2 separate regions of the Homo sapiens genome follow, and region 2 is linked to region 1. The links are chromatin contacts, found by Hi-C or POLR2A ChIA-PET in ENCODE. All regions are on one chromosome and are shown on one strand. Each heading gives the region's core, a stretch centred on a gene start or an enhancer-like site at or near the end of the contact. The rest is flanking DNA. Distances are from core to core; before and after follow the strand shown. Region 1 has its middle 100 kb from the start of MATN1-AS1. Region 2 has its middle 55 kb from the start of MATN1-AS1.

The links. A loop is a pair of places that touch in the nucleus more often than their neighbours do. ChIA-PET counts read pairs that join two places held with the same protein, here RNA polymerase II (POLR2A). Pooled maps may share reads with other maps.
Region 2: a loop to region 1 is called in a pooled map, with 7 times the contacts of the local background. The contact joins two enhancer-like sites. A Hi-C loop is called at or near these places in 1 of 168 maps with a recorded cell type or tissue (posterior vena cava) and 2 of 50 pooled maps. POLR2A ChIA-PET finds 5 or more read pairs at or near these places in 1 of 52 experiments (H1).

What each region holds. Positions count from the first base shown.
Region 1 is chr1:30,616,588-30,621,185 of GRCh38, forward strand. No RefSeq gene overlaps it. Among named protein-coding and RNA genes, the nearest start is that of MATN1-AS1, 100 kb to the right of the region's middle. RefSeq lists enhancers at 996-1,165, 1,383-2,582. Within about 2 kb of position 1,949, at least 4 of the 41 ENCODE cell types and tissues checked have a DNase peak (open chromatin) inside an H3K27ac peak, as active enhancers do.
Region 2 is chr1:30,661,131-30,665,700 of GRCh38, forward strand. No RefSeq gene overlaps it. Among named protein-coding and RNA genes, the nearest start is that of MATN1-AS1, 55 kb to the right of the region's middle. RefSeq lists enhancers at 903-1,834, 2,280-2,781. Within about 2 kb of position 2,586, at least 2 of the 41 ENCODE cell types and tissues checked have a DNase peak (open chromatin) inside an H3K27ac peak, as active enhancers do.

The DNA.
Region 1 (4,598 bases), core at 699-3,198:
CCACACACACAAATCAAATGAGATTATTTCATTCATTCATACAATAAGTATTTATGTGCCAGGCAATATTCTAAGCTCTAGAAATTATTAATAAGCAAAACAATGCAACACCCCTTTCTTCACAGATGCTATGTGTTGCTACAGAGACAGATGATAAGCAAGGGAAATAAATCAAATATACACGGAATATGCCAGATAGTGGTAAGCGATGAGGAGACATCAGATAGAGATGGGGGATGAAGAATGTCAGGAGATTGGGGTGCGGTTTTATACGGGTGATCAGGAAAGGCCTCAGTAAGGACTCACTTGGGAACAGCCCGAAGGCTGGGAGCCATGAGGACATCTTGGGTGGTCAGCCCAGGCAGCGGAAGCCACACGTGCAGATTCCCAGAGGTGAGAGTGACCCTGGCATGCTCAAGGGTCAGCAGGGAGGCCCAAGTGGCTGGGGCAGAGTAAAGAGGGGTAGGGGATGAGGTCAGAGAGGTCATGGGGCCTGGGACCAGGAGAGGACTCAGGCTTTAATCTGCAGAAGCTGGGCACCCATGGAGAGTGTGAGCAAGGAAGGAAATGGTTGCAGGGGCATTTTTAAAGGCTCTCTCCTGCTTCTAGGTGGAGACGAGACCACAGGGCGCAAGAGTGAAATCGAACTGGGGAGATGATCGGGCATCTCCTGCAATCATCCTGGCAGTGGGTGACAGTGAATGGAATCAGGGTGGGAGCTGGAGGGTTAGAGATGATTAATTAAAAAGCGTCTGACACAGTGCTGGCGCACAGTAGGCCCTCAGGCGATGGTAGCTGTGATGACTCATATACTGAAAGTTCTGGGAGCCCTAAATTGAAATCTCTTGGCTGTCTGGCCACATTGCTCTGGCCTAGTACCGACGTCATCTCTCAGAGGAGATTAACAAAGACAAATCTTCAGACTGCATAGAAAATATCACTGATGATATGGTGAGGGGGTAAGTTGCTTGCCAAGGTCTTCGGAGTAATAGGAAAAGACAAGAGGGCCGGATTATACAAGTGATAAAACGCTGACATCTCACACATACGACATGTGCTTGAAAGATGCACATTCAGATTCTTTTTAAGGGTAAAGTAACCTTTAAAAGTGATTTATTCCTCCTCGGTTTAAAAAAAAATGTTTGAGAGGTAAAATATATGTGTGCGGCAACTTGAGTTTTCCCAAGTTAAACCCTTCCTCCTGCAATATATTCTCTCAGTGGGCTTTTTACTGGACGGTGATTATATCAATAGCACACTATGTTCACACGGGCAAGAGATCACACACATTTCTTCTGGAGTGAAACTGACTGTCAGTTTAGATTAGAAAATCTGGCTGGTTGACACAGGCAGGGAGCAGTGTGTGTGTGTGTGTGTGTGTGTGTGTGTGTGTGTGTGTACATCTTAAAAGGAAAAAAGAAAAGAAAACAGCCACAGAGCAATGTAGCAATTTAAAGATACCATTCATTTTGTTGGGTTTTGTTTTCAATGAAAATATCAGGAAAGCATTCCCAGTAGATCACAGGGGACCCAAGAAAATGGAGAGGTGCAGCCCAGCAGACAAGAAAATGGGGCTTGCACTCTTGGGGGGCAGGTGTCAGGACCCTTCCCCAAGCCGGCAGGGTGACCTTGAACCTGTTGCTATTCCTCTCTGGGCCTCCATTCCCCCAATGTGTAAAACATGGACTCCTTGGTCTCTATGATTCCTTCCAACTTCTAAAATTATAAATCAGTCAAAGATGAAGGATGATAAATGAAGGAGTGGAGAGGAGGCAGGAAGGACAATCTTATTGATCTTGAGACTTTGATTCAAAGAACAAAAGTGAGAGGAAATGTCGCTCTCGGTGAGAATGTTGTGACTCACCCTGGATGAATGAGGCAGCAGAGTTGGTTAGATATCTTCACCTCTATCACCTCGATCTTCCCCATAGTCCCAGAAGGTGGGGATAATTATCCCCACTGCGTGAATGTGGCAGCTGTGACTCGCAGAGGTGGTGGGACCTGCCCAAGATTGCATTGCTGGTGAGTCACCTGCCAGAGCTGGATTTCAACTGATTCCAAATTGCACACTCCTGTTCCAGCTGCCCAGACCTGAATTCTCAAGACAGAGCCTGAAGGAGGGACCTGAGGCTGCTCTGCCTCTCTCTGAGATGGCCACGAAAGCTGAGGTTGGGAGGGACTGCAGTGTGGGCTCACAGAGAGCTGCTGTCATTCTCCCAGGGCCAGTCACAGAGATCCTGCTCCTTTGCTAGTTAGGACCAAACAGGAAAATGGACTTTCAGCTTTGTATCTGGTGAAACTTGACTGGAGAAAGCTGTTTGGGCCTGAAAACAGAATGAGGCATCTCACTTTTCCCTCTAGGTCTAGGCAGGGACTCCCTGGGAGATGAGGTTTTTCAGGAGACCTGGGCAGTTGGCTGCCGGGAGAATCGCCACCCACAGCCCTTCATCCCTGGGAGCAGAGACCCCGAGAGAGGGGCAGACCTACCTGCAGAAGGTGGACCCCAGCCCACATGCCAAGGAGGAACAGGGGCATGCACCACCTCAGGGTCAACTTTTGTGTTTGCCTCTTCCAGACCCACCCAGTAAACCAACTTCAGCCTGATCCCAGCGTCCCAAACTCAGTGTCTTCCACCCAGTAGGTGCTCCTGGGAGCTGAAGTAGCTCAGCAAGGCAGCAAAGATCAACTTGGCTAAAATTTGCCTGAAACCACTTTCAAAATGAAACACATCAGGGAACAAGTGGCTGGGTGGTGGTCAAGATGACCAAATTTTTTCTCTTCAGACTTCACCATTTCTTGATTACACCCTGGGCAAACAGCGAGAGACAGAAATCACAGGAAAGGTGCTTCTGCTATACACAGTCCCAGGCAAGGTGTGCAGAGGTGAGACCCACCCCAGGTCTTCTGCTCCCACCCCAGGCCTAATTCACTGATCTCTGCATTTCCACATATCCCATGTCTCCTCCTGGGTGAGCTGTTGGTAGCTCAAACACAATATGTCCAAAAGTGAATTCAACTTCTCTCTAACCTAACTCTCACTGTGTTCCCAGGGTCCAAGGTTTGAGCAACTCTCCTAGTCACCCAATCTTGGAAACTCAGTGTCATCTTGTTACACTTTGACAAAGAATTTTACTTAAGAAAATTGCCCAGCATTTTCTGAGATGCCCAGAAAACGCTGGAGAGCTGAACAAGGCTGGATCACTTCAGACCAGACACAAAACGGCCATAGTTTATGAGCGAACAATACATGTTTGATGAATAAATGGACAAACCCATGCATGAATAAAAGAGCAATGAATGAATGAAGTCATGCATGAAAAAGCATATTAGTAAGTGAACGAATGAATGGATGAGCCAATTAAAGAAAGAATGAATAAATAAAAAGAAGTAAATGAGAGGTAGAATACCACTTATATTAAAATCTAAGAAAACAATATCTGAACAAAGTACAAATAAATGAAAGAAGAAATGGGGGCACTAATGATGGAAGAAAGGATATAGTCACACGTGAATGAGTGTGAGAAGTAATTTTTTGAGACAAGGTCTTGCTCTGTTGTGCAGGCTGGAGAGCAGTGACACCATCTCAGCTCACTGCAGACTCAACCTCCTGGGCTCAAGTTCTCCTCTCACCTTAGCCTCCTGAGTAGCTGGGACTAGCGGCACACACCACCATGCCCATCTAATTTCTGTATTTTTTGTAGACATGGGGTCTCACCATGTTGCCCAAACTGGTCTCAAACTCCTGGGCTCAAGGCAATCCTCCTGCCTTGGCCTCCCAAAGTGCTGGGACTATAGGCAAGAGTCACCACGCCCAACATGAGAAAGAATTTTTAAATAGATTTTGAAACCGATGCAAGAGATGAATAATGAATAGTGAATGAATAAATGAGTGAATGAATGAAGTAAATGTACAAGGATTAACCAGCAAATGAGTAACTGAACCAATACATAAATGGATACAAATGGTGAAGGTGGTCCAGCCTTGATATGAGGGGGTGATGTGGTACAGGGAGGGATGCTGACAAACTCCATGGGAATTCAGTGGGACACCGTGGAGTTGAGGTCTTGGTAAACTAGCCACATTCCTCTTGGGGAAGATTTTTAAAGGGACTTCCATTTGAATTTAATAAGAATATTATTAAACAAATATCAGCTGACGCTAGCTGCTTTCCAGGATTAACTCTAGGTTCGTTGGAAAGAGCTCAATAGAATTGACGATACTGTTGTTCTGTTGCAGATAATTACCCATTACACAGCACCCCTCCAGCATGATTTTGATAATTGCTATTAAAATAAGGACTTCCACTGTCTCTTTACAAATTAACCTCCAAGAGGTGTAATTACTATCGTGGCAGGGAGGTTGGCTGTGTGGCCTGGGAATGATGGCTGGGGTTGAAGCTGTTGCAGTGACCACCTTGTGAGACCCGGCATGGGGTCCAGTAAGGAGGCATGAGACTAGGGTCTGGGGGCTCAGAAGTTCTGGGTTGCAGGCCCCATCCCCTGCCATGAAACATCACACAAGTCGTTCACCTGTTTGGGTCTCAGCTCCATTCCCTATGAAACTGAGGATGGTTCCCCTGAGCTCCCACAGCAATCCC
Region 2 (4,570 bases), core at 1,336-3,835, 45 kb after region 1:
GTTGACATTGCTGGGCCAGGATTCAGAAGCCAGTGCTTTGACCCACTTTCCATGGTGCAGTCCCAGGAGTTGCTGTATCTCCTTCGCTTTGGAAGGGGACAGATGGGGACAGGAACCTGGAGTCCCTCACTCTTGTCTGCATGGGCTCAGGGCCAGGCCAGCATCTGCTGCCCAGGCAGTGCACAGGAGAAGGGGGTAGCAAAAGTGTCCAAAGATGACTGACCACACGCCCATCATGGCACTGAGCACCTGAACTGCGTTTTCCCTTTTGTCATGACAACAACTCTATTCCCACTTCACAGAGGGGCAAACTGAGGCTCCGGAGGCTGAGACGCGTGTCCAGGATCACACAGATAATGGCCATCAGAGTCGGCTCTAACTCGGATCTGTCTTTGCCCAGGCCCCACGTCCCACCTGCCCGTGCCAAGTGCTATGCAGTTCCGGACACATCTCATTGAATCCCACAGCATCCTTGGAGGGAAATCTCACCCCCCATTGCACAGGCAAGGAAACTGAGGCCATGCTGGGCATGGAACTCCCCCAAGGCCCCACAGCTAGTGAGTGGAAGAATCCCACAGAATTCAAACTCAGGGCCGTCTGTTCCCAAACCCACAGTGAAGGTAGTTCCCTCCTCCCTGCCTTGTTCTCGAAGCCTGCAGGGAGCTCGATGACCGCACTGTGGGGAGGGCACTGCAGGGACAGAGGGGCCAGCTGGGGCCTGCAGGAGGGCAAGCAGGGCAGTTCTGATTCCTGGAGTCTCCAGGAACTTTCACAGACTTCAATCCTCCAAGAGGCCAGGAGGGAAGACATGAGAAGAATCTCATTCTCTGGGTCCTCTTCCCATGGTCTTTGCAGAGAGATGTAACTGCATCAAAAGTAGAAGTTACCACTTCAAGGGCCCCAGGATAAACCCCACAAAGATGGATTTTTCTTAACCTCACTATCTTTCCCTCCCCAGGGTCGGGGGTCAAGTCAATAACTTCCTGCCCACTGCCTGCTGCAGATCCCAGCAAGGCTGCAAACCTGTGTCAGCTGTAAATCCATCTCCCCCTGGAAACCAACTGGAAACCCAGTTGCCAAATCCACCCTAAATCCAGCAGTTCACAAATCAAAGGCTGCTTCTGGGCTCGTGCTGGGCTGGGCAAGGCGCCCTGGGGACGCCGTCCTTGAGTCTCCATCTCCCCAGACTCAGATTTCAACCGGGGTCAGGGGAGCAGCATGGACCTGCCAGGGACAGGCCCAGCAGGAACTGAAGGATAAACTCCAAACCAGACGAGTGGTTGCTGTTCCAGCCCACCTCGCCCTCACCAGTGAGCTGTAGTGGACACTCCTGCCAACTGGGCCCAGGAGAACTCCAGGCATGCCTGCAAGGAGAGGAGGGCCTCAGGAGCACAGAGAAGCCACCCTGGGCCCAGAACTGAGCTCAAGCAGGTCTCACTCAGCCAGAAGCATTTGTCAAGCACATGCTCCAGAGAACACCACGGTTCTGAAGTTGCCCAGGAATTTACCTCCAAGTTCATTGTTTTGCAAAGCTAGAGAGCTTAGGCAGAGGCTCCTGCAGGTGAGGAGGAAGCATGAAGTGGAGCTCATTCCCAGGGTTCTCTCCCTGAAGCTTCCGGAGGGTGGCACGGGTGCCAGGCAAGGGAGGTGGAGATCACGGGCACTCACTCTGCGTGGAACCCACTCACACTTCTGTCAACTGGGTCTCTATACCAGCAGTGGAATTCTTCCCTGATCCACCAGATTCCCCATCCCTCCCCAGTTCCACTCCACCCCCTACAGAGCTTCCCAGTGCAATCAGCTCCAACCTCCATGCACGGCACAGCCCTCTGTTCCCTCTGTCAGAGTTCCCTTCCTGCCTGTCCCTGAGCTCAGGGACAATAGGAGCCTGTGGCCAGGTTTGCCCAAACTGGCACCTTGACTCCTGGGCAGCAGCTCCATGCATATTGTGAACAAATGAATAAGTGAATGAATGAGTGAGCAAGTGAGTAATCAAATGGATGCAAAAGCCACTTGCCCCTGGTGCACCCCTAGCCTCTCCTGGGAATAAACTTGGCCCCAAAACACTGTCTTCATAAAGCCAACAACAGCCCCTCACACATGGCCATCACTAGCCTTAACAAGTCAATTTCCCCTCCTTTCCTCCTTTGATCCACACAAGGTAGGTGCCGCTATTATTCCATCTGGGAGGTAGGAACACGAAGGCAGAGGGGGACTGAGTAACTTGCTCAATATGGCATGTTAAGATCAGATCTTAACCCAGATCTATGGGCCCACCTCTGTGCCGTCCAAGGCTCCTGACCCCACTGCCAGGCCCCTTGGCAGGGTAGTACATTGTCCTGTCAACATCTTGGGATTAGCCCCTCCCTCTTCCCCAAACTGAGGCCTTTCCCTCTGAGCCTTAGTCTCTGCTGGGCTTTATTAGTAAAGATTTAGTGTCTGGATTGAGGGAAGTGAAAGTCTTGATCAGATCCAGAGGATGGTGTTTGCTCTGGACTTAAGTGGCACCCGGACTAATGGGACTTTGTACCAAGGATCGATTGTGGGGTAATGGGAGCCCTCCCCTGCCACACCTCCTCTGCCGTCCCCAAGCCCGGGGTAGGTCCCATCCAGCTGCGCTGTCTCACACAGCCTGTGGGGAAGCACAGCTGTCAGGGCTGGATTTTCAGGATTAGTTTGGTTGAAGATGCCGAAACCCAGCTCCCGTGGCTGATACCAAAGGGGGCATTCCCAGTGGGAAGCAGCAGGGCCTCCAGGAAGCAGGAGGCAGAATCAGAGACCCCCAGGGCTGGGCTCCTCGCCTCTGCATCGGTTCCTACCACAGGCTGAAAACAAATTGTTGCAAGTCACATCCTCAGCCGCCACAGAGGGATCGACTTTCTCACTGCGGCATCAGTGACAAGTCAGATGTCCGTCACTGTGCCCAAAGGCACAGGGGCCCTGCCTGGTCCTGCTCTGGTGAGGTGCCCATCCTTATGCACCAAGAAATTGTGGTCAGGGGAGGCAGCAGGACGAGGTAAGACCATGGGAGTCTCCACCACTGCCATGTGGAAAGGGAGTGGGGGAGGGTGCAGGAAGAGGGAGGGCAACTGGGCAGACAGACACCCCCATTTCACAGATGAGGAAACTGAGGCTCCCAGAGCAGAAGGAACTTGCTGGAGGTCACACAATGAGTAAGCAGCAGAACTGGGACCCAAGCCCAGATCCATCAGGCTCCAGAGAGTCTGTGCTCTAACAACCAGGAGGCCCTGCCCATTCTGCAGTCTGAAACCCCACAGAGGTAAGAGGGTGGTTCCAGGAGACAGGGACAAACCTGAGAGCCCCCTGGCTCAGGACGCCAGGGAAGATGGCGCTCTGCCCTCGGGTCCCATCGCCCCACTCAGAGGGCCCAGCTGAGTGAGCACGCTCACGCTTCGCGGCCCAAGCCATTGCCAGTAAATTACTCCCAGTAACGGGGTGTTTGCCCAGGGAATTAAAGAGGCAGTAAACAGTTGCCAGAGTAATTAGACACGAATGGCGGACGTGCCAGGCTTCTCAACGCCGGGAAGCAACTTCCATAGTAGCCTCCCTCTGCAGGGCGAGATGAGACCACTGGGTTGCGATTGTCAAGTTAAGCAGCTGAGAGCCAGAGAATCAAAGAGACGGCAAGACATTGCTGGGGGGAGACAGGGTAACCTTGGAAACTACTGCATATAATCCCCTCCGTATACAGACGGAGAAACTGAGGCCCAGGGAGGGAGAACAGACCTGCCCAGGGACACCCAGCAGATTAGAGGGAGAGGTAGGTCTGGAGCCTCGGTCTCATGGGAAGCAGGTCAAGCCAGTTCCTGGCACACTTGGTTACGCACCGTTCAAGGTCATCTTGGGGAGAAGGGTCACAGCTCTGGCAGTTAATGGGGGCACAGGTAACAGCGATGATGAGTGAAACTTTGGGCACACATTCATTCATTCGTTTAATGAGTATTTATTAAGTTCCTACTATATTCTGGGTTCTGTTCTAGGCTCTGGGGAACAAGGCAAGCAAAAGTCCCTGTCCTCAGAGAGCTGACACTCCAGAAACACAGAACCCAAAGGCAAGTCGGGAACTCAGGAGGCTCACAGGGGCCTAGGCAAAGGGAGGTGCAGAGACAGCAAGGAGGTGGAGTTCAGGGGAAAATGCATACATGAGCACCCTCTCCCGCTTCCACATGGCCTGGGAAAGGGATCGAGATTCCAGAGGAGCCATCTGGCCCTGTCTGGCTCAGAACCTGCCTCTGGGCCTTCCCAGATCAGGCTAGTGGACACACAGCAGCTGTGAGAAGTGCAGGCACAGAGCTGGGCCTGGCAGCCACCCACACCTGCAGTTCCAGCCACAAGAGCAGGGCCACAGAGAGCCACAACCCACAGATGGAGCATAGTGAACCACTGCAGATGGGCCTGAGGCAGGGCAGCAGCCCCTAATGGGGGAACAGGAAGATTTGCAGACAGGTAGTGGACCCCTGGAATCTCATGGACCTGCATTCAATCCCAGCCCTGCCGCTCACTTGCTGTGCTACACTAGGCAAGTTACTGATCTCACTGAGCCTCGGGT